Linked DNA regions of Mus musculus: region 1 is linked to region 2. Evidence: chromatin loops called from intact Hi-C (ENCODE). Cell type or tissue: left cerebral cortex. All regions are shown on one strand. Each heading gives the region's core, and the rest is flanking DNA. Links, peaks and the distances in the headings are about the cores only. Region 1 overlaps Ncoa2 (nuclear receptor coactivator 2). Region 2 overlaps Ncoa2 (nuclear receptor coactivator 2).

Evidence for each region. Hi-C counts contacts between places; a loop is a spot of excess contacts. Peaks named below come from ENCODE experiments on the same cell type or tissue, not always from the same donor. Only the 100,000 strongest peaks of a DNase experiment are listed, where the experiment ranks them.
Region 1: a loop joins it to region 2, with 2.2 times the contacts of the local background. A loop is called at or near these places in 2 of 42 quality-filtered maps.

What each region holds. Positions count from the first base shown.
Region 1 is chr1:13,185,184-13,193,183 of GRCm38, reverse strand. Ncoa2 (nuclear receptor coactivator 2) reads left to right here. Exons shown (of 23, transcript NM_008678.3): 5 at 2,994-3,097; 6 at 6,274-6,451. Among named protein-coding and RNA genes, the nearest start is that of Prdm14, 62 kb to the right of the region's middle. In left cerebral cortex, for the core only: CTCF peaks have their summits at 2,422 (motif pointing left) and 4,807; DNase peaks (open chromatin) are centred at 3,464, 3,831 and 4,575; H3K27ac peaks cover 1,625 bases.
Region 2 is chr1:13,248,429-13,264,670 of GRCm38, reverse strand. The region is part of intron 2 of Ncoa2 (nuclear receptor coactivator 2); the gene reads left to right. Among named protein-coding and RNA genes, the nearest start is that of Gm23169, 78 kb to the left of the region's middle. In left cerebral cortex, for the core only: no CTCF peak of the experiment used is centred there; DNase peaks (open chromatin) are centred at 8,092, 8,995 and 12,841; H3K27ac peaks cover 264 bases.

The DNA.
Region 1 (8,000 bases), core at 1-8,000, 67 kb after region 2:
AAGTAGTAGTATTTTATTCCATTAGGGAGAAAATGTTGTTTGTTTTAGATTAAAACTTTTTAAGGGCTAGGGAGAAGGATCGCAGGTGAGAGCCCGGGCTGCTCTTGTAGCTGTCAGTAACAGGCACGGAGTTCCCATTCACAGCAACTGCAGCTTCATCTCTCACTGGATCCCCCAACATTACCGTCAGCCAAGTGCCCCCCCACACACACACTCCTTCTCTAACCCGGAGCCTCACATTTACCACCAAGCTGCATGCCTGACCCAAGTCCAAGGAATAAGATAGAGATTTAACAGTGGAGGATGAACTGAGAGAAGAGCAGAGGCGTGGGAATTTACCGTGTCCACACAAATGTCTCTCTGTAGAGCAATTCTCTGGAAACCCTGCGCCGTACTCCTCAACCCTGCCCCTCGCCTTGCTTTCTAGGCTTGAGCTGCACCCTGAAGTGGAGCTCAGAGGGGAATAACTTTCCATTCCACCAACCTTCGAATTCACTAACTCTCACTGTGCCCAGGCCAGGGACAGCCCTCTTTGTCGGCCAAACAGAGTGACATTCCTGGCCTACAGTGCTGGCTGTTGAAGATACAGATGTCCTGTTCTGGCTTACTAATCTGCCTTCAGTGCAGCGGCATTCGTTCTGTTTTATGGACTGAGAAGACAAGAGCACTCAGGCATCCTCTAGAGCGTTGGTTCTCACCCTGTGAGCCATGGTCCCTTTGCAGGGGAATGACCCTTACTCTGGGGTCACCTAAGACCAGTGGAAAACAAAAATGTACATTATGATTCCTAACCGTAGCAAAAGTAGAGCTAGGAAGTAGCAATGAAGATAATTTAGAGTGGGGGTCGCCACACCATGAGCAGCTGTATCAAAGGCTGACAGCATTAGGAAGGTCGAGACCCACTGCTCTGGATGCATATCGGACTGATGGAAGGCAAGCCCTCTAGTCTGTGCCCGTGTCCCCTACAGTCTGAAACCTTGGGAGGACACCTCTTGTGTATCCTTCTGCCAGAGGATATATCTAGGAGGACACACCCCACAGACAGTGAGGGGCACAGGAAAGGACACCGTGTGCTCCATCTGAGCAAGGGTTGTCAGCACCTCGCTCCTCCACACTGAAGAGTAAAACTAAGGGTGCACGGGGAGGGCCTCAAACCCACACAGAACATAGTGCATGCTTCAGAATCGATGACTCGTGGGAGCTCAGTGCCAAGCATGCAGGTTCCCTTGTAAGGCGGTGACCGCTCTGCAGTGCCCAGAGAAGTAGGTAAGGGATGTGGTGGCACAGGTCTGGGTCCTGTGCTTCTAGGTGGAAGAGTGAGGGTCTGACTAAAAACCAGCGTCCCTGTCTTTGGGATTTACCAGAGAGAAGGGAGTCCTATACAGTAACAATAGCAGCCAGTCCTATGTCCTATGATTGGAGAAGAGGGTGTTTCCTGCGCTCTGAGGACCACTAGGATGAGTCAGAGCCTGTGGAGAGGCGACTTTTAGGGAGCTCTTAGGGAAGAGAGCAAACCACGCCACAGGTAAGACGGTAGAGGAACCAAGAGAAGTGGGCACAGTGTGTGGCCGGTCAGCTCTCTGAAGAAAACGCAGTGTGATGCTCTTTGAGAAGACCAGAGTGCACCCAGTGCTTGTGGTTAGCAGTTGTCGCATGAGGAAGGATGGAGAGCCGAGGACAGCCTGGGGAGGAGGTTCTTTCCTACTTTGTAGTTTCTGAAGTGTGTTTTACATCTGTCATTGACATAGCCATGATGCACAGGTGGCAGACACTGACACTTGGTTTGCCTCGTTCTGAACTGTGGTGCTAATAATGGACTCAAGCCGGAGCTACAATCTTCTTTGTCTACTGGCAAATAGACATCATAAACACTTTCCATTGGGAGCAGAAAGATTTGGAGGATCTACATAATTCCCTAATTATTTTTAGGTTCCATAAATTAGACTTTAACAGATTTTTTTAAATACTGCATAAAATTGTTTTTTACAAAGAAAATAGTTACTATGGTCAGGGAAAAGCAAGTTGATTGTGAATACTAAATTGAGTTACAGTTTCGTTTGAATCTTTAATTTTTTTACATTTAATTATAATGAAAACATGCAGCGTAAACAAGGATGTAATTTATTCAGTTTACATGTAATTGGCACATTGCTTTTGTGTTGTTTTCTAACAGGTTGTGGCTGTGTATGTTATGCTGTAAACTTACTTGCCATCCTTGAAGGAGCTCATTTGCACATGTATTGATAGCTATGCATCTTTTCCCCTGTAAGCAACTACTCTAATGCTGATGGCACGGGCTGGAGAGATGGCTCAATTGTTAAGAGCACTGACTGCTCTTCCAGAGGTCCTGAGTTCAATTCCCAGCAACCACATGGTGGCTCACAACCATCTGTAATGAGATCTGGTGCCCTCTTCTGGTGTGTCTGAAGATAGCTACAATGTATTCATATATATATATAAAATAAATAAATAAATAGATTTTAAAAAAAAATGCTGATGGCACGACTTCAGCGCTGTCTGGGAGTTTGAGTCCTGGAGTGCTCGCTGTCCAGCTCCTCTGTACAAAGTCAAAGCTCAGCCATTGACATCCTCTGAGCGCCTGATGGGGCTGCTCACCCCATCTGCGTTGAGTCATTGAGTGCTGTGAGCAGGCCAGGTCAAGGCTCTGAACTCGGAGCAAGAGGACCTCACCCCACCCCCTTATAATTGTGCCATAGGATGCTCAGCTTCATAATCTATATTTTGAAAATGTCTGCCAGGAACAGCATGAACCCTCTAAACTCATTTTCTCCAGAGCCTGAAAGGAAATCTGATACATGTATTCTGGAGGTGAGAGGTGCCATCTGGGTCCTCCTCCTAGCCAGTCCCGCCCTCCAGGGCAGTTGGCTGCACTCTAATTCATTCATAGGCACACCTGACCCCAGCAGAGATTTTGGTGTTGATGTGCCCTTGGTGTGCACCACTATTTAATTTGCTCTTGTGTTTTGTTGCAGAGAAAGCAGCAGCTGCCAACATAGATGAAGTGCAGAAGTCAGATGTGTCGTCCACGGGGCAGGGTGTCATCGACAAGGATGCACTGGGGCCCATGATGCTTGAGGTAACCACAGCCTTACCTGGTTTTGATGCTTGGAGTACCACGCTCCCGTGGCTTTGTATCACACATGTTTCAGTATTCATGTGCTGCATTTATGTATGTTCAGGTACATATGATTTAAGGAGAATCCACATTGCTGTGCTTACTGATGCAAGTGGGAATGTCTATCTGTGAGCTCTTGCCCCAGCAACATTCTCTGTATGTGGAACAGCATAGACTTCAATTAGATGAAAATACGAAGTGCAGGTGTGAATTGTCAGTTGAGCACTTATTTTCTGAAGCTGAACTTGGACGTCCTATTGAAGGGTGGGACTCTTGCCTCAGGCTCAGGGTTCCTGTGTGCCACATGCCTCGGCCTGTGTAGACGGTTTAAAATGTGAGAGCCAACAAAACGAGGGTTATGCTTTTTAGGGCTGGTAATTCCAACTAGTATGTTTTTCTCATAGAAGTCAAGGTTAAAATAGGAAGAAGGAACTTTTTAAAAGCATAACCGAGTGACTGGCCTTAGGGCCTTAGGGCAGCTACTGTCTCAGGCTTATAAAATCCTCCTTGTTTTTTTAATGAGTACTAAACACCCAGTGCTTTACTGTCCCTCTTTCAAAGTTAAAATTCAAGATGTGGGCTATGGTAAAATGAGAGAAGAAATAGCAGTGAATAGACAGAGCTGCCTGAGACATAAATTATCTCAAGTCTCGTGGCGCTCTGCTCTGCTGAAGACATTCTAAGCGTAAAGGACCACGTGGTCAGAACCGCGGCGTTGTGCCTGCTCTGTGCCTGCTGCAGCAGGCTTGTGGATTCAGGACTAGGATTTTTTAAACAAAGCTAGTTGGCACTCTCTTGACCTTACTGTCCCCTTTCTCATCTAGAAACGCTAAATCTGCAGGTATGTCCTGTGTAGTTGGGAGCTCGCCTTTGCATTAACAACTAACAGCTCATCCCTAGGGGGCAGAGGGGCACTTCCCACACACTGTAGGAGCGGGAAAGAAAGCTGTGGCCAGGTGACCACTTAGAATTACATAAAAGAGCCGAGGAGGACAGCTTTCTTTAGAAAACCTTGTGAATTGTAAGCAGAGATTTAATTGGAATTTTTCCATATAACTGTTTATTCATTATGCCTCGGGGAGTGGGAAATAGCACTGAAACCCCAAGGAGGACTTTGAGGCCTTTAAAAAGAAACGCTTAGAGCAAGGCAGGCTGTGGCTTAGCCCTTGCAACAAGTTCATTAATTGTAGAAACTGGATTGCAGGATGGCAGTGGCCCTTATTTCATAAAATCAAACCAAAATTTTTGCTGTTTGAAAATAATCTTCTGAGAATGAGTGGAGTGCATTGAGGAAGCGCCTGTGCAAGCTGAGTACTAAGTCAGCGTGCCAGAGAGGAAGCTCCGGGATCTAGTGGCTTACGGCTTAACTGGAGACCTTTCAACAGGGAGAGCATGTGTGTGCTCGGAGAGCTGTTCCTAGGCATAGATGCACACTCATGCTTGCATCATAGCATAGCGGTTGCTAGGCAACAGAAGCAAATGTCAGCTCTTGCCATCAGAGCATATCATAGTGAGCTTTAAAAAACACAGTTTTATAAAACGAGCCACTTTCATTTTTCAATTTTATTAGGCCACAAATGAGCCTTCTCACCATACTCTAAGAAGCCACATGCCCTTTCAAAGCCAACACTAGTAATGTAGTATTGAAAGCCTAAGAACTCTGCTGAACGAACACCCAGCGGTGGCAGTAGTGAGAAGTAACAAGAGATCTGTAAGTGCCATGTGCTGTTGCTGTGCCTCTCCAGTGTACACAGCTTAGTGCAGCCTGTGTTGTTGGCCACTTAGGTTTCTAGAGTCTTGCTTTACCCTGAATGTGCATCATGCTATAGAGAAAACCTGACAGACTAGTTAAGGAAAGTCTAAAGCCAGTGGGTTTTTTTGTTTGCTTTGGTTTGGGTTTCATTGTTGTTCGCTTTTTTGCTGTTATTATTACAAGACAGGTCCTTGACCTTTAGTCCAGACTGGCCTTGTTCTTCTACTGTAGCCCAGGTATTAAGATAGCTGATGCCATCACACCCAGTTTACTTTTTCTTTAAACAACTTCTTATTTATACCCCAGAATCAGTTTTAGATTGATGGAAATCTAGTCTGACAAAACAGAAGCCTTTTATATAAACAGCCTTGGGTGGACCAAGCATTCCGGCCATCCCTCACCACCGTGTGGGGACTGGGCATGCTTTAAATGCAGTAGATATGTATCTGAAGAGCCTAAGTGGCATCAGCTGACTGGGAATTTAGCTTTGAAGGTGTCCAGGTCTTCTTAGACTGTGAAGGGAAACTCTGCTCTGTTCTGAACAAGCATCAGATGTAGGAGAGACACGGAGCTGCCATTGCCAGGGCAGACCAGAAGGAGTCTTACCAGGAGAAGTATCTGAGCTCCTGGAGTCGCTAGCGGACTATGTGCAATTTTCCTTCCATAACCCCTGATCCCCTCTGTGCCTTGGAGAAGAGGGCCTTGGGAGGACACAGTATGCCCACAGCAGAGTGAACATGCCCACAGCTGCTGTTTACCTTCTCTTCCTAAAGTGTGGAGACCAGTCTCTTTCTGGAGTCTAGACATGGTGGGCACATGGAGTGACAGTGAGCCCGTTATAGCATGCAGGCAACCAGCACTGAGCTGTTTTAGCCACCCCCAAGACACTTAGCCCGTAGCACCGTCCCCATTCACCTACCTGGCCAGAGAGCCTACCCAGATCCTTCCCTACACACCAGACAGTAAAGGCCGGATGTTGCTTTGAAGGTCTGCGACCATCTGTGAGTTCACTTAAATCCTGGCCACCTTAAAAGTAAAAATTAGGGGATTTCTCCTGATATTTTTAAACTGAGGGGAAAAGGTAGCAGCAGCCCCTTTCTCTCTTGGCATATGCCCTGACTCCTGCACTTAGCCCTGTGGTACTCCCCCATCCTGCTTTGTTTATTTGGCCATAGTTCTCTTCTGGCAGGTTAACAGACTTCATGTTTCTTTTTTGGTTTTAACAGCAGACCCTAATCTAGCCTCTCTTCCACTATAATGGAATCACTTCTATTTCCCCAGAGAACATGTGTTCATTGTTTCTGAAGGGCATCGGAGATTTCTTTCCTTGAAGAATCAGTTCCCCCATGACAGCTGCATGTTTTTATGTTGTTGCACCCTGTAGGCCCTCGATGGGTTCTTCTTCGTTGTGAACCTGGAAGGCAGTGTGGTGTTCGTGTCAGAGAATGTGACACAGTATCTACGGTATAACCAAGAAGAGCTGATGAACAAGAGTGTCTACAGCATCCTGCATGTCGGGGACCACACTGAATTTGTCAAGAACCTGCTGCCAAAGTCCATGGGTAAATGTCAGTGGATCCCGCTGCCCCCCACTACTCCAACAGATTCTCTTGGTGAGAGTGAGTCAGTAAAGCCTGTTGTGTCTGTCATAGGCATGTCAGCAACCGTAAGCATTCAGGTAGTCATGGAAGGCTGCCGATGCTGCTCCTTAATGCACTGTTGATCTTATGAGTTGTGGAATGATGCAGGCGGAAGGCCCCCAGCAACTAGCAGGAGGGTTTGTTATATTTTAAAACAAATTGCAACCTTCCCTCTCTGCCCACCAACTTGATCATCCATTTTGCTTCTCGCCTGCCATCAAAAGAGTGGGCCATGACATGTTTGAGATTTGACTCCCTTGAGTTCTATGTATAAGAAGAATATGTGTGTATGGGGCATTCTGAAAACAGACACAGGCACAATGTAACAGACAGTGACTCCAGAGGACTGGTTCATGTTAGTCTCCTGAGCAGCTCTGCAGGTGGCATTGCAGGGCACAGCCCCTCAGCCCTTCATGCCCGTCCATCTGTCCCTCCGTTGTTCCACTTTCCCCAAGTTTCTTGACCTCTATCCTTCTTTGGAGGATTCTGTTCAGAGGTTGCCTGTGGTGCAGGCCGCCGTTGGCAGTGAGTGCCTGGCAGCGTGGAGCTGCCTTAGAGGGTTGCTGTTCACTCTTAGTGGTTCCTTAGTGTTGTCACTGTTAGGGATATTTTCACAGGTAAAACACAGTACATATTTCAGTGCTTAGGAAGGTCATTCCTGGATTGCAAGTATTCTTTTTCTTGAAACTGTTTGTATGTGCTAGTCTTATAGTTAACCAGTAAATGGGGAAAGATCCTTTTTATTTACCATTATGGCTAGTTTTGCTTCATGAGGATAAAACATTTGCAAACGCAGCCGTCCTCCAAGATGTGTGAGCACTTGTGTGGAATTCTTCTGTTTCAGAAGAGTGGATTTCATAGTTGAAGTAACCAATTTTCTTCAGGGATTTTCTGTTGCTCAAAGGACTTGTGCTTGTTACCTCCTGTCTGAAGACCCCTCCCCCTGGCCTCACGCACCTTTTCTTTAGTTTCCACTTCTTAGTGTGGGCTGATAAGCATGTTTTCCTTTCTTCTTGGACAGTTCTGTAGCGTCTCATTATGTTAATAGATTTCACAAATGCTGATAGACTAAAGGTAGAGGTGTAAAGGTACCTGGATGACCAGAGCAGTGGGCAGGCAAGTGACCTTGGCTTCCTGCTCTCTGAGTGGTTTTCCTTCCAGCCTGTGAGCAAGCCTTGGCCTGGGTCCACTGTGGCATCTCTGTCCCTGTCACCTGTTAGGCCAATGACTGCTTTTCATAAGGTTGCCATTTCATTGGGGGATGGTAAAGAAAAGCATTAAGGTGGTTTTACTTGGGGCACTTCTGACAACTCACATTTCTCTGGAGGAGAAATTAACACTTGATCAATTAACACTCTTTAGTAACCCACATTAGTCATTCTTTTCTTTCTTTTGTTTTTTTCTCTAATGTGTTTCAGAAGGTATTGATGTATTTCCCTTCGTTAAGCAGCTCTTCTTTCTTTTCATTACT
Region 2 (16,242 bases), core at 4,887-12,886:
TGGCAGTGTTAAAAGTTATTTTGCCCAGCAGTCATGAGGCAGCGGCAATAATATGAGTTCTAGTCTTGATTGGGCCACATAGCAGTACTTCACTACTGTCAGTTTGTCTGCCTGTCCTAGCTGCTTTCCTGTCAGTCTGCCTGACTGTCTTCTGTCTATCTACTTCTCTCCTTCCTCTGCTCACACCTTTGTCTTTCTCTTTGTTTCTCTCTCTCACACACACACATTTAGACAAAAGGTCAAACACTGAAATAAGGAAATATTTTTATTATAGTGTTACAGGGAAATGGTAGGAGTCAATTTTATAAATTGATTTTAAAATTACCTTTTTGCCTTAAAATTTTCAGAAGTGAATATATCAACTTAAATACTATGTTCCTACAGTAAAAATATGCAAGCTCGGGGCTGGAGAGATGGCTCAGCACTTAAGAGCATTAATTGCTCTTCCGAAGGTCCTCAGTTCAAATTCTATTAACCACATAGTGGCTCACAACCATCCACAATGAGATATGACGCCCTCTTCTGGTGTGTCTGAAGACAGCTACAGTGTACTTGCATATAATAAATAAATCTTTTTTAAAAATATGCAAGCTCGGGGCAGTGGGTGGGTAGGGGAGTGGGGGGGTGGGTATGGGGGACTTTTGGGATAGCATTGGAAATGTAAATGAGGAAAATACCTAATAAAAAATTATTAAAAAAATATGCAAGCTCTTTTTCTTTCTTTTCTGTATTTTCCTTGTACATTTTTATATGGAAATGATAAAGCTACCCGGGCGTGGTGGCCGTTCACTGTGGAGGCTGAGGTAGGAGGATCATAAGTTTCAGACCAGCTCAGACTCCCAAGTGAGACTCTGTCTCACATTTACAAAGAAGACATTGGACCTGAGGACTGCTGAGGTGGTTCAACCCACTAACATTCTTGCCATGCAAGCATACTGTGTCACAGAGAACTATAGTGAGAGGAAGGACAGATAGTCGGTCATAGTGTACCTAGTAGAAGCTCTTGTATCTAACTGAACCCACAGATACACAGTGCACAAATCTGTGCTGCCAGTGACCAGATTGGAGGTCATTAAATGGGTGTAAAAGGCCAAAGAATAGCAAGAAAAATAGAGTGTGTACGGCCTGTGTGGTAGTTCAGCAGGTAGTGCTGCTTGCTGATGTGTGCCTATCTGAGGTCCACATCAGGGCCCACATAGTGGGAGCAGAGAACTATAAGTTGTCCCTGACACATGTACACACACGCATGCACACACATTATTTAAGTGTAAAAGAGAGTGTAAGGCATATTGGGAGGTCTTAAACAGACTTACATGGTCTATTTTATGTTAGCTTTTGTGGGGTAAAACTCAAGGAGACAATTGTGGGATCCCCAGGTCATTGCAGTGCGTCAGGGATGAGGTGAAGATCTGTGGCCCTGGAGGTCCACTGCACTGCTGTTGTTTTTAAAAGATTTGTTTATTGTATATAAGTACACTGTAGCTGTCTTCGGACACTCCAGAAGAGGGCGTCAGATCTCATTGTGGATGGTTGTGAGCCACCATGTGGTTGCTCAGCTCCGGACCTTCGGAAGAGCAGTCAGTGCTCTTACCCACTGAGCCATCTCTCCAGTCCTCTGCACTAGTTTTGTTTTGTTTTAAATACTTACTCTAATTAGCAATTTTATTAACTTTTCAAATTTTTCCTTTAAAATTTTAAAACATTGTGTATTTATATATCAGATATATTTGTATGTGTTTGCTGGTGGTGTGTGTACGTGTCTGTCTGTCTGTCTTACTGTCTCAGAGGGGATGGCTGACTCTACCACATGGGTCCTTCAGATAGTCTGGCCTGGGAACAAGTACATTTACCTGCTGAGCCACCCCACCAGCCTCTACTCTGTGTGTTACTCATAGAATAGAGACATTTTAGAAGTAGGATTATTGAATGACATTCAGAGAAGAGGCGGCCCAACAGTTAAATGCACTTGCTGTCTTGCAGAGGACCTACTGTTCACAATCATTTGTGATTCCAGTTTTAGTGGCCTCTGTGGGTGTTGTGGTCAACATGGTGCTTATATATACTTACATGTAGGTAGATAAAATACTCAAACACGGAAAATAAACAGTCTATTTTTTAAATAAACAGTCATTTTTTTATTTCTGTAGTCACTCTGTTTTCATTAGGCAAAAGCAGCGTCCCTGCTGGTTGCCAAGGAGGAAATGAGTCTTCGTAAGCAGGCCTTGTAGTAAATGAGGGTCTTGGCATCTTTTGAGAACAGCCTTGTAAATGTCTGTTGGGTAATAAACAAGTTCTACGCAGTCTTCTTGTATAGCAACAAACATCTCTTCACTCATTCCACATAACAGCCACAAAGATCCTGTCAGAAGATGGAGTGTTTTTCATCCTATTGGAATGGATCATGGTCAGTGATGGCCCATGTTGGAGCCCCAGCTCCACACAGACCTTCTGACTCCAAGTTCACTGTTCTTCTGTTCAGTTATATATAACACAAGAAAATGTGTTTATTCAAAAACGCCAAGGATAAACTTTAAACTGTCTATTACCATATGCATTTATTATACATTTAAGCAGAGGACATTTATTGAACCCCAACGACTTGTAAAATAGTGTTGAAGAAATTTATGATATGCATTTAAAATCAACATACACAGCAAGGAGAAAAGAAAAGGAGCCCTTAGCTTCATTTGTGCACCTGTGAGTTATGTCTTGTGCTGGCATCCAGCAAATGCTCAGAGAGAGAATGAGTAAGCTGGAGTTTGGGTGAGGTGGTTAAGGGGGCCTTTACATAAAAAGAAGGAGACCCGGATTTAGCAAGACAGTGAAACTGCAATCTCAGAGGAAGGCACTACGAGAGAGAGACGTAACATCTGAAGCAAGAAAGAGTGTGACCAAAGGAGGGGGAGCGAGCAGAGCCTACACAGGACTTTGAGTAAAGCAGCAAGACTAGAAGGAGCCATTTTTTACAGAGTTGACAAGCTGTGGCTTTGAGCTAAGCTTTGGGGCCTTTTAATTTGGGATAAAGGAGTTTTCTACAGCTTGTAAATACCATCAAATATTTAAATCCCAAGAGTTGACAAGTGTCATTACCCAAGTGGTATTTTATGAAGATTACTTTGCTCCTGGTTTATTCAGGATGCAGTTGAGAAATGGAAAGGGAACAAGCAGAGAAAGGGAGACTGGCGAAAGGCAATGTGTGGGCTTAGAGCAGTAGAGGTGGCCTTCTAAAAGGACCGCGTCTCTGGCAACAGGGAGAAGGCTTGCTGGAGCCTCTCACTGATTAGTTTGGAGAATGGAAATTTAATGTATTGTATTGTATAACTATGTAAGTATAAAAACAGTAGGAGTCATAGTGTATTAATATATACTTGCTTATATGTACACATCTATAAAGAAAACACAGACAGGAGCCACCGTCGTCCGTTGTTTGGATCATGTAGTGCTGAGGTGGATAACTCTCCCTGCCTGCATTTGGTGGATAACTCTCCCTGCCTGCATTTGGTGGTTCCTTTTTTCACCTCCTTTGACATCACCTCTCCAAATCTGCCTTCAAACACCATCACTGAGTGTCAGGACTTTAACTTGTGCAGGCAGGTTGGTGGTCCTGAAACTTACAGTAATGTTTTTCACTCTCCCGTTCGGTGGATTACTCGTACAATTCTCTTTTCTTTTTATCAGAGACAATTGCCATAGTGAATTCATTGTTCAGTGTACCAAGATCTTAAAGTGTTCCACCCACTGTGTGCCCAGTTATTGACACCATTTGATTTACTTTAAGGTGTCACTTGCTGGGCTGTTTTGTAACTTGCTTTCCCCCTAATACTTCTCAAGGTAATGGCCACGTACGTGTAGAGGTAGGCTGGTGCTCTGCGGCCTCCATTGTGTGAATGCATTCTTCATTTGGCTTTGCTCCTTGTCAGGGTTGGTCCTCTGCATCTTGACAAAGGGCCTCATTCTGCCTGCTCCTTGAACACCTATGAGGATTTCCTTGGCCATCACCTAGAGAAGAACACTCCGGGGATAGGCTACAGAAATTTTCCACTGTAACCGGAAGTGCAGGTTTGCATTTGGTATTTAAGACATTTTTATAGGGACTTGGCATGGGAAGAATGGGAAACAATATCCCTTGATGCTTTACAGTGGATTTTGGATGCTGCTGAGACTGTATAGGGGCTATTTTTATTTCTTTTTTGGAACTGTTAACACAATTTGCGTACTTTTTAGTGTGTTGGCTTTTCTGGATGTTGATACATTTTAGATGTGTCAGGTTGGAGTTTTTAAGCTTTGGTTAAACTCTGTACCTATTCTTCTGATTTTTCTAACTATTCCAACATGAATCTATGGAGCTGCAGGAAAAATGACCCTAATCAACTGTATCTTTTTTTTTTTTTTTTTTTTTTTTGGTTTTTTCGAGACAGGGTTTCCCTATAGCCCTGGCTGTCCTGGAACTCACTTTGTAGACCAGGCTGGCCTTGAACTCAGAAATCCGCCTGCCTCTGCCTCCCGAATGCTGGGATTAAAGGTATGCGCCACCACGCCCGGCTATCAACTGTATCTTGATAGAAAGTTGAATGGAATGTAAATATCTGAGGGGAATCCCAGATTCAGTCTCCTCAAAGGAAATAAGGGTTTTCCTCACCAGGACCTTGACGTGCTGCCATTACTAAAAACTTCTTGGAGGCCATAGACAATCGTGGATTAGAAGATTCTAACTGGGCACTTCCTGCTCCTACCCACCTAGACTTGCCTGCCTCTGTTGACATGGCTGCTTGAATAGGCATGAGGTTTAGCAAAATGCCTGTCTGGAGTCTGCCAATGCATGTGTGATAGCTGTGAGTCTGGTTGTTTAGTTATAACTAAGAGGATACCTTGCAGCCATGTTGCCAGTTAAGATTGTCTTAGAAATGGCTGTGAGATTGCTTCGAAGGCCTGGGAGATAGATGAGTCAGCAAAGGCCTGGGAGATAGATGAGTCAGCAAAGGCCTGGGGGGAGAGGCAGGTTCTTCGCAAAGGTTTTCTCGCCCAGTACAGATGTGCTGTTGATCTCCAGGTTCACTGACAGACCCTGCCTCCACAAAGGTCAGATCAGGAGCAGTTAAGGACCAGCCAGGACCCGAACTCAGGGGTGTCTGTGCTTCTGAGCCGGGCGCGGGGCGCAGCCTTTAGTCCCAGCACTCGGGCACTCGGGACGCAGAGGCAGGCGGGTTTCTGAGTTCCAGGACAGCCAAGGCTACACAGAGAAACCCTGTCTCAAAACAAAAACAAAAAGAGTTAGCTTCTGGGCTGGAGGTGTCACCAGAGACAGAGCCCTTCCTCATGAGTAAGGCCCAAGCTTCTGTCACCAGCAGGGCAAACATGTAAACACACACCTACCTCCCAGTATGTTGGATAGTTCAACAAAATGTTCATAACTTTCTTAGAGTAAATTTATAATACAGTTTCTATATCCTGATAAACAATCGCAGTCCTCAGTTGAGGAGGAGGAAAGTCTCCTGGTTTGTAATGTATGCCTCTGGCATTCCCCGGCCATCCTATGAGTATTTTGCTTGCTTTTGATCTCAGAGGTTGAGGACTTGGGCCAGTGCCGCTTGTTTGATTGCTGTTGGAATCTATAGTTCTCTCTCACTTGGATTTCCAGCCCAGCTCATCACTGGCTTTCTCCTTTTTCATGGGATCATACTTTTCTCTGATTTGACATGAATATGGTATTTTTATATGTGGATCAATTTAGGAGCATATACTTATTTGGTGATATATAAGGGTATACTATTTACTATATCATATACTAACGTAAATATAAGTATATTTTTTATCTTGTTGTAAAGTTAACCCCTCCCCATTTAAAATCCATTGTGACATACATTCAGTGTCATTAAATATATTAATGTTGCTGTATAGCTTCTATCTCCGGCCATCTCTAGAGTTTATCTCTCAGAGCTCCAACTTTCAAGTAGGTAAGGTCTCTTCCCTTTTCTGGCCACTGTTTGCTCGTGCCTAGGTACTTATCTTTCACCCCTCCTAGACCAGTGCAAAGCATGTCCCCATGTGGCAGGAACTCAAGGGCTCATTGAGGCTGTCCCTGCTGCCCTGTGTCTGAAGCTGTCACCACCCTTGACGGGTTCTCTCTCCATATGACAGTGCTGTTCGTTCTGTATGGGATGTGCTTGATGATGAAGGAATAGTCCCTTTCTCTCCTGCCATGCTCCTCCCTTGATGATAATGGACTGGACCTCTGAACCTGTAAGCCAGTCCCAATTAAATACTGTCTTTTGTAAGAGTTGCCTTGGCCATGGTGTCTGTTCAAAAACTAAGATGCCATTTTTAGATAGAAATCTCATTTATACCCCTCCCCCTCCCCCCCTCCCCCTCCCTTCCCTTCCTCTCTCCTGTGTGTAGATGTGAGTGTGGGTATGCCTGTGTGTCATCCTGTGTGTAGATGTGAGTGTGGGTATGCCTGTGTGTCATCCTGTGTGTAGATGTGAGTGTGGGTATGCCTGTGTGTCATCCTGGGTGTAGATGTGAGTGTGGGTATGCCTGTGTATCATCCTGGGTGTAGATGTGAGTGTGGGTATGCCTGTGTGTCAGTTCTGGGACTACACACCCAGGGCTTTATGGCTGATAAACCAGTGCCATACTGAATATCATCTCTGGCTGCAGATCTGCTTCTTAAAGAATGGATTCTGTCTCAAAAGAAACGGAAGTATTGGTTATATTCTTAAACAAATAGACAACCTTTAGTATCTACAAAAAGGATATAGATTCTATCGTGCTGATTTGCAGATTCTTAGTTAACTGTGTGATTGTGCTTGTCAGATTTATTTAACACTGGCAGTTATGCTATTGATGTATTTACTACAATGTTGACTGTATGGGAAGAGATGGCCCTGGGTTTTCATTCAACTCTGCCCTGCCGAGTCGCAGTCACCACTGACTTGAGAATCCCACTTGCAGTGAGAGCAGCTATACGGAGAGCAGACATACTCAGCCCCAGCACTGGTGAGAGCTGGGGGAGGGCTGAGGCAGAGGGTTATGAGATTCCAACAGTAGCTGCATAGCTGCACAGTAAAATGTCTCAAAGAACCCAAATCACCTTGCCTGTTGTGGCCTTCTGAGCAGTTTCCATGTCTCTGCGGTTTCTAAGCTACTGCATACTGGCCGGCATTTGGTTTTCTTATAGATTGCTTTGGTGAGTGAGGTTCTAGCCCCTCATGGTAACTGAGACATTGGGTTTAAGGGGAGGCGTCCGAGGAGGAGTTTTCTGTCTACTTGTCATCCCCCTGTCTTTGACTCGTGTGTAACAGCAGGTCAGGCTCCTCTCTTCTCGTTGGTGTGTTTTTCTGTGTGTGGGGCCTCTCAGCTGTGAGGCTTTGAAGCACGTTTGTACTGCAGTGAGCAGGGCAAGGGCCCAGCTCTGTAATGGCCTCTTACTCAGTCATTGCTTCACTGTGTTTCTCATAATCTGAAGTTTGTTGTCAGTAGCTAAGACTAAATTCTATTCCTAGTTTTGTATATTTAAACTATAGCAGAATTTATGTACAAAATCTCTATATAATTATTTTTTTCATTTAAGAGGTTACAGATAGCCCCTTTCTCTCATTTCTTTTACAATAGGTAATCATTCCTTAAGAAAACTTGAAGACTCTGTAATAAAATGCTGTGACTGCTGTCAGGTTTGAGTCATATCTCTTGTGTTGCTGTCAGAATACAAAGACGAATAAAAACAAGAGACTCTGACATCAGACTCACCCTCACTGTGCTGGTCACGGCCATGTCTGCAGTCTACCGAGGGTAAGATACATCCGTAGATAATAGCAGGCTGATACAGAGAAAGCCACAGTTTTTCTCCTTGGCTGCTGAGGCCTGAGGAAAGGGCTGTGATTTAGAGAGAACTCCTCAGATGGTGGGCATGGAGATGATAAGCCTTAGAAAGACTGCGGGGTAAGCTCTTAATCCCACCAGGCGAGAGTAGGAGTACTACCACAATGTCGAACCAAATTTGAAGCAAGCTTTAAACAAATACTGACCAGGATGATGGCCCCTGGCAAGGTCTACTCCTGGGTTCCTAGAAAATGTTGATGAGTCACATTTTGCAGAGGCTTAAAAACCCATAAGGCCGTGTTTTCCCACCAGGTCCAACTGGGGGCAAGCATGTATCCTGACATACTTCCTGCTTGTGTATCTCCTGCGTCCATCCAATCAGGGGCAAGCATACATCTTACGTACATGTGATCAAGCACATTGACTTCAATTGGCTCAAACAGACTTGTTTAGGGAAGTCAAAACATGGGGCTTGTTATCCTCCCTAAACAATAGCCTCTAGCATTTGAGGAAGTATCTGCCCTTGAGCAAGGGGCTTACAAGTTAGAGAAATGTTATTTTATGGAACTCTTAGGCACAGTAATTAAGACTTTGGCTCTCACAGAGGTCATTATAGTGGAAGCAGATAGAAAGCATGAACAGTTAGTGGGCCAGACCAGGCTGATCTCAGACAACACAGCACAGGGACTGTTTGATGGATCTGGCTGGAAAACGAAGAGTGCACAGCTTCCTCAGTGCAGCCCCTGTTTGCTTTGACAGTGAGAAAAAGCACTTGCGCTCCTGCAGTGTGTGGTGAACTGCAGGGAAATTAGCACTGTATCCTCTGGCCATTTCTGTCCTCGGTTACACTTGAAGGATATGAGACAACTACAAGTTAAACCAAAGTAACAGCACTGGACGTGCTGGTCCACACAGAGGCCCAGGAGGGGGAAGACTGAAGATAGCACTGCGTTCAGCGAGAAGACCCTGCTGCTGTGGGAGGTGGCTTTGTGAGAAGCATTGAAGAGAAGGAAATCTGGGACATCCGAGGAGCAACAGTCTTAAACAGATCCAAAGTTCTGGAAGTGGGTAGGCTTCACAGTTGAAGGAGGAAAGGGTTTGTAAGAAATTGTCAGTTGATAGAGTGGGGAGCAGCAGGCACCAGAAGGTTCCATAGACATGTAAGGAGATCTATTTTGGACACTTCCAGTGAGGGAGAGAAATGTGGGTGAGAGGCTGGAAGTGGGCACTGGAACTTACGGTGATACCCGAAGCTACAAATGTAGGGGCCTCATTTGCCTAGACACTATCACTGAAACGTCAGCCATCTGCGTGCTGATTTCAAGGAGTGGCTTTAGAGCAGGAAGAATTGTGAGGCTCAGGGTCACAGAGGCAAAGGTGAGGGAGGAGAGAGCCTGAAGACAGGCTACAGTTCTGACCGAGCTGGCTTGGCGTGACTTGGAGCCCTGCTCACTCTGTGGTTCTCCAGGAGCCAGTAGAATAAATTGGCTGGGTGAGATGGGTGTGCTGTGGCTAGAACCATGCTGCTGGTCTGGACGGGAGAAGGCGTGCATGCACACACACACACACACACACATTCTCTCTCTCTCTCTCTCTCACACACACACACACACACACACACACTCTCTCTCACACACACACATACTCTCTCTCTCACACACACACACACACTCTCTCTCTCACACACACACACTCTCTCACACACACACACACTCTCAGACACACACACACACTCTCACACACACACACTCTCTCTCTCACACACAGACACACACACACACTCTCTCTCACACACACACTCTCTCACACACAGACACACACACACACTCTCTCTCACACACACACACACTCAGCTGCCTTTTCTGCTGGTGTTGAAGCTTGTGTTCAAGCATCTTACTATCTCTAGATGGTCATGTCAGAGGGCCAAGACTTCACTGTGTGCAAATCCTCTGCAGTGCACACATGCAGCAAGTCTTGATTGATCAATACATGGAAATGATGGTATCTGCACATCTGTCCTTTGTCACTCAGTGCCCTCCAAACATAATCTGTAGAGTCCAGTCAACCTTTATAAGGAAGACCCGAGTTTGGGGTTCGCTTGGTGTGTGTTTAACTTCTGTTCTTGCTAGCCTGATCCTAACTGAACTTCCAACATCTTCAAAGCCCCGTTTTCCCCCGCTGCAGCATAGAAGAGAGCAGTCATGTTGTCTTGGCTGTTGAGAGGATTGAAGAAGGACAGTGGCAGAGCCTGTGCTCACTCCAGTCTCACTGGCTGTGAAGTGTTGAATAGGCCTCACTCACTGAGGTTTAGTTTTGTCATCTCTAGAATTCTAGGGGATGCCTGAGCTCACTTTGGTTTCAGAGGAAGTACCAGCCACCATATGCACAGGGCCTGGCTGCTTTCCTCTTCCATGCCAGGCAGGAGTGCAAGCCACCGAGATCTCTGTGCAGCGTATAAGAGCAGTTCTGGATTTGAACCTACGCAGTGAGGCTTGGTAATGACTTCACTTCTCTGTAAACTGGGAGGAGTGTTGCTATCCACTTCACGTGGTCCTATGAGAACAATAGAGCAACACATTGTGCACTGTTAGCACCCTGTGTGCCCCACTCCCACCCCTCACTCCCGCTAGTTGTAACCTAATGTAACCATTATGAGGGACAAGTTAATCTGTAAAGAAGGAGGCGCTTTTCTAATGAGATTGGCCATGTCCAAAGGGGGAAATGTAATTCAACCACAATAATGCTCTTTGGTGGTTCAGCATGATGGGTGTTGCTGTGGCCGGGTCTTCCAGGTACAACAGAGGAAAGACTCCATCTGGCCTCTGGGCTGGCCAGTGTCCTCCTCAGCAATGGCAGTCTGCAGTCTGACTCCACACCCAGTCTCCTTGTCCTGCCAGCTGCTCTCTAGGAAGTGTTGGGAATGTGGAGCATAAAGATTCCAGAGAGGAATAATGCTGAGTGGACAGGTAGCCTGGAACAGTCCAATCTGGTACCTTCCCTGACTGGGAAAGGCTGGCTTTACTAGCAAACCACTTTTCAAACAGAACTCATGCCTTAATCCTACCAAGGACAAGGAGCGCTGGTGGCTTATGGGAGGAGTGGCTAAAGCAGTAAGAAAAGGCAGCTACTGCTGTCTGCACGTTCACCCTGCATCCCTGTGGCAACCTGCATCCCTGCAGCAAGCTACCCAGACTGTAGTATCCTGGAGGACCCCCCCCCCCACTCCAGCTCCATTTGATCACAGAGACCACCTGGAATGCTAGCAACCTAGAGGGAAGTGAGAAACCACAGACAGGTTCTGGGAATGACCTAGCAGCTGAGTCCTCTGTGGAAGGGAGTGGTGAGACTTAAGCGTACAGCAGAAGGATTCCCTGGGGCAGCACAGCCCTGACATGCAAAGTCTTGTTTTGTGTCTTTGAATGAATCTATTTTCCCATGTTAATCTATTCAGCTGGCTTGTAGAAAACCTACATGCATTTGTTTATTTGTGGCTCACTTAAGAAAACTCTGACTTTTGAGATAAATTTGTTCTCTGGGCTTTTCATGATTTTCTGTTGCTTAGTTGGCATAGTGTTTTGATCTCTTTCTAGAAAGTTCAGCAGAAAATACAAATTTTGAGCAATTTCACTTATGTTTTATTTCTTGGGGTGGGTGTATGTGTGGCCTTCAAGTATGTGTATGTATGCATCATGTGTGTGCTTGTGCCCTTGAAGGTCACCAGAGGGCATCATGTATCCTGAGTTGGAGTACTAATACCTGCTGCTGAGCCGCTCTGGATGCTGGGGACCTAGGCCCTCTGGAAGAGCATCACCACCTCTTACCTCCTCAGCCATCTCTCCTGCCCATTATTTCAGTAGTGACCAGTAGGTTAGCATCAATCACTAGAAACTTGGGTGCCGGCTGTCATCGACTTTTGTACAGTGTGTTGCCTTTTGGCCTCTCAGATAGAACATTGGGGGTTTCTAATCACTCTGACCACTAAGTCCCAGGGGATTTCTTCTGTTTTGTTTTGGTTTGGTTTTAGGACTCCCTGTTTTTGTAGCTGGAGAGAAACATTTCTACTGAGGCAGTAGTGTTGAAAACTAATGAAGCTTTAAGAGAACATTGAAGAGATTATTAAATATAAGGCCCCTGAGCTTCAGGTTCTCACCATTTTTGAGGTACAGCTTTGAGGCATTCTGTACACGTCCCCTGCCATGCAGCCGTGTCAGGTGTCTGGGGTCTGTGTCCTCCCCAGCTGTGAGTGCATCGTGACATCCCCAGTCTTCTCTCCTTCGCTGTGCCAGCCAGTGCTCTAGTTTCTGCCATTCCAGGCCCCTCATGCCCAAGGAATGACACGGGTCTTGGGGATTTTCCCCATTGGCTTATTTCACTTAGCGCAGTGTCTTTAAAGGTAAGTCTCCATTCTGTAGGTGACTCTTACATCTGCTCGCACTCTGCCCTACTCTCTGCTGTGTTTAACCTCCCATCCCACTCAGTGCTGGCCTAGTGTCATTTGACATAGCAGCAGTGCAGAAGGGAGCCAGCTTCTAGATCCTCATGGTCACATTTTGGCCTCTGGTCTTTTGATAGTCATTCTCAGGGGCATGCGCTGGTGTCTCACTTTGCTTCTGGCTTGCATTTCTGTGGTGATTAGTGATGGCCAAGGAGAAATGTTTGATCAGGACCCTTTCTCATCAATCACTATAGCAGCACCTTTGTCCTAATCATTTGATAGATAGCGTATGTGTATAAACATGATTCTGTGCCCGATTCTCCCCTGCATTACTGCTGAGGCCTCCTGACTCGCCATAACCGAATTTCATTTTGCAGATAATCTCTCTGCTATGGCCTTTGTGGAGTTTTGTGGGTCTTGTTTTCTGTTTGTCCTGGAGAATTGGCTCTTGCACTGTGTGCTGGGCTCCCTGAGCTGGGAGGAAGGGTTTCTCTGCTCCACAGATGGCATTTTTCTGCTTTGTTGTGGGTGTTGCTGGGATTGCAGCTATTCCCACCTTCTGCCTAACAAAGATAAATAGTAAATATTCTAGAGCTATTTCTAGACAAAGGAGAAAGTGAGGAGTGTGAAGGGAAGAAGCCCACGTTCTCAAAAAGTATTATCAAATGGTGCTTGAAGCAGTCGGAATCAGCTCAGCTAATAAACCACGCTCTGTCCACTGAGAGACTTGCGGGTCTAGAGACAGCGCAAGGCACATCCTTCTTAGCACCCCTCGTTCGGAGTCTTGCTGGTTCTTGCACAAGTTAGGAAAAGATGAATAATTATCTGACTCTGAATAAATTTAGTTCTCACATAAAGTACCTTCTGGTCTTTTATTCTGTTTGTGTGGCCAACTAGTGAACAAAGGAAAAGTGATCTTTGATTAAACGGGTTGTCAGTGAAAGACCTAAGGAGGACGAGGATGTATCTCTGTGGATGAGAGTGTTGGCCTAACATGTTCATAGCATCCCTTTTCATTGGATGGGAAGATCAAGTGTCATCCCAGTGTTTTGCACTTTACGTTCTGTGTGGATGAAGTTAATACACAGAACCCAAGTGTGAAGAGCAGATCCTGAGCCCTGCATTTGTCATGTACACATATACACATGTATGTATATGTATACATGATTAATTAGAATGGTTTACAGGCTGTGGTCCAGCTAATCCAGCAATGTCTGACTGTGAATGGAAAGTCCAAGAACGCAGTAGCTGCTCAGTCCACAAGGCTGGATAGCTCAGCTGATCTTCAGTGTACACTGGAATCCCAAAGTAGTCAACTCCAGTGCCAGAGAAGGAATGGACGTGCTAGCAAGGTGAGAGCACACAGGCAAAGAACAAAAGCTCCTTCCTTCTCTCCTTAGACAGCAGAGACCTCAGCCTCCTAACTAACTCTGTGGCCCATGAATACAGCAGTGACCTCAGCCTTCCTAACTCTGGGACCCATGAATACACTCCTGCAGGTCTGGGAGCCAACCATAGAAATATTTGATTGCTACTTCATAGCTGTAATTTTGCTATTGTTATAAATCATTATGTAAATACTTGATATGCAGGGTATCTGATACGCAACCTTCGAAAGGGGTCAAACCCACGCGTTGAGAATCACCTTTGTATGGGCTTCTAGCAGGTGTATTCTATATTAGATCTGGATTCGTGGTATATCTTCCTACCTCAAACTAAGCAGAAATCCCTCTCAGCCATGTCCTCTATTTTGGGGTTTTAGTTAATTTTAGATATAGCCATGTTGACAACCAAGAACAGCCATCACATTCCCTGAATGACCAAGGATTCGGGGGAACACAGGTCAAAGGGATGTGGCAACCTTGTCTCTACCACGTCGATTCTTTATAGCTCAAAGACTAGGTATAGACTAGTCTCACCTTTGCTTACTTTGTGAGTTCTAAGTAACATTTTTGGAATATTGGTTTTTTTTAGTTAATATATAAATAGTTTAAAAAGTAAATACTGGAAAAGTCTTGGCTGGACCTGGAACTCTCTGGGCCTGGGGATTTGAAATGAGTGATGGCGGCTGTGGTGCTCATCTCCACTTTAGTCAGACAGTTTACAGTTCTGGTCAGTCAGAGAGCCTCGCAGGCATCTCAGAAAGTGATGAGCGTTCCCTCATCAGCCCTCGGAGGGCTCAGCTAATCCGTGAAGCACACTCCTTTGACATAGGATCATTTCTGAACCTCAGGCATTCTTGAAAGCCTATGGTATAGGTTTAATATTTCCTACACCACTAACATTTGTATTAATTTTGGCTACCAGGTCACTTAATTTCAATTTTAGTCCTATAATTTTGAAGAATAGATTCATCTAAAAGGAAGTTTAGATTGTTTGCAGCTGCACCAGTGGCGAGCCTGGGGCTGTGGTTTGAAGCTTCTGAAATCTTAGGTGAGGGGCAGAAGCTGGACTGGAAGTGCATCGTGCACCCTGTGCCTGACTTCAAAAGTGGGACTTGGCAGTGTTGTGTTTAGAGAAAGTCGCAGTTCGCAGCCCTTCTCCTCAGTCCTCTCCTGCAGTGGGATGGACTGAGACATTCATGCACTGCTCTTTATAGGAGCGACTGCTGAAAATAACCCGACAAGCTAGCAGTCTCTACTCAGAATACTGTTGGGTCTTCTATAAGGCTCATTTTGCTCTGGTAGAAAGAATGCAGTCCCTAGTGAGTGTTCATAGGGTGATAACCCAGCAGCAGAGGCTGTCAGAGGTGAGCGTCTCACTTGCTCTCTGAAGGAAGGATGCTAGAGGCTCAAGTGGCTTTGTGTACTTCCACATCTGCTATGTACAGGAATTCAAATGACATTCTTATTGCATTTCTTACAATTAGTTGTGAAACTCGTTATTGCATTTTAAAATAGATTTAACCAGTAGTTATACCATGATAACTACTGTAACTAGTAGTTATACCATGATGATTTAACGATAATGATGGACGAATGATGGTCATGAGATTATGAGTACACACTGTTTGTCCATCCACATTCTACAAAGTGTTGTTCATGTCACCTTCAGAGCTTACCTCATTCCTAGTCACACAAACGTGTGCTCACAGTTGCTATGGAGTATTTCTAGGTTAGAACTTTTTAACTTTGGGATAGAATAAAATCAGGGGTCTGTTCTTGTTCTGTGTTTGTGTTTTGTCTCTGTGACAAGGTCTCTGTTTATGTTCCTGGGTGTCCTGGAATTCCCTCTATTCCAGACTAACCTTGCACTCACAGTGCCCTGCCTGCCTTGGTCTCTGCACTACTCCCGGCACCAGGGATGAAAGGTGTGCACACTATGCCCAGTTTGGGTTTTGGGGTTTTTTGACATATATATCACAGAAGTCCATTAAGAAGTCATTGACTTTGTTTTGTGTGCATAGAGCTTAGGATATAAAGACCATAGATTCCCAGCTACAATTGTCCAATTAACTTTACATATGCACTTTTATTTTTTTCTTATAATTCTTATTATTTTCAAATATTATTTCTCTCTTCCTTTTGTTAAATCAGAACATTCCTTTTGTTGAATCTTTTTTTTTTAATTAGTTAGGGTTCTCTCCTCTCTAATGACTGCTGTTTATTTCAAGTTGACATAAAACCAGGGAGCACACACGTCAGCCTAAGAAACAGCAGTAGCTGCCATTGAGGTGTCTTACTACATCAGGCCGGAGCTACACGTTGTACCTGTAACCCACAGATTTATAGCAGTCCCAATTGTTACCCTTTCATATAGGACACATGAGACTCAGAGAATTGCATGTTGCTTGGGCATCTCTGTATTCAGCATGTGAACGCAGTGCTCTTTCCTGCCTGTAAGTGGGCTTCGTCAATGGATTTTCCCTGTCAGGCGTGATGGCGCATGCCTTAGCACCTGTAAGGCAGAGGCAGGATGATCTCTGAGTTCAAAGACAGCCGAGTTTAGAAAGGGAGACCAAGACAGCCAGGGCTACCCAGAGAAACCCT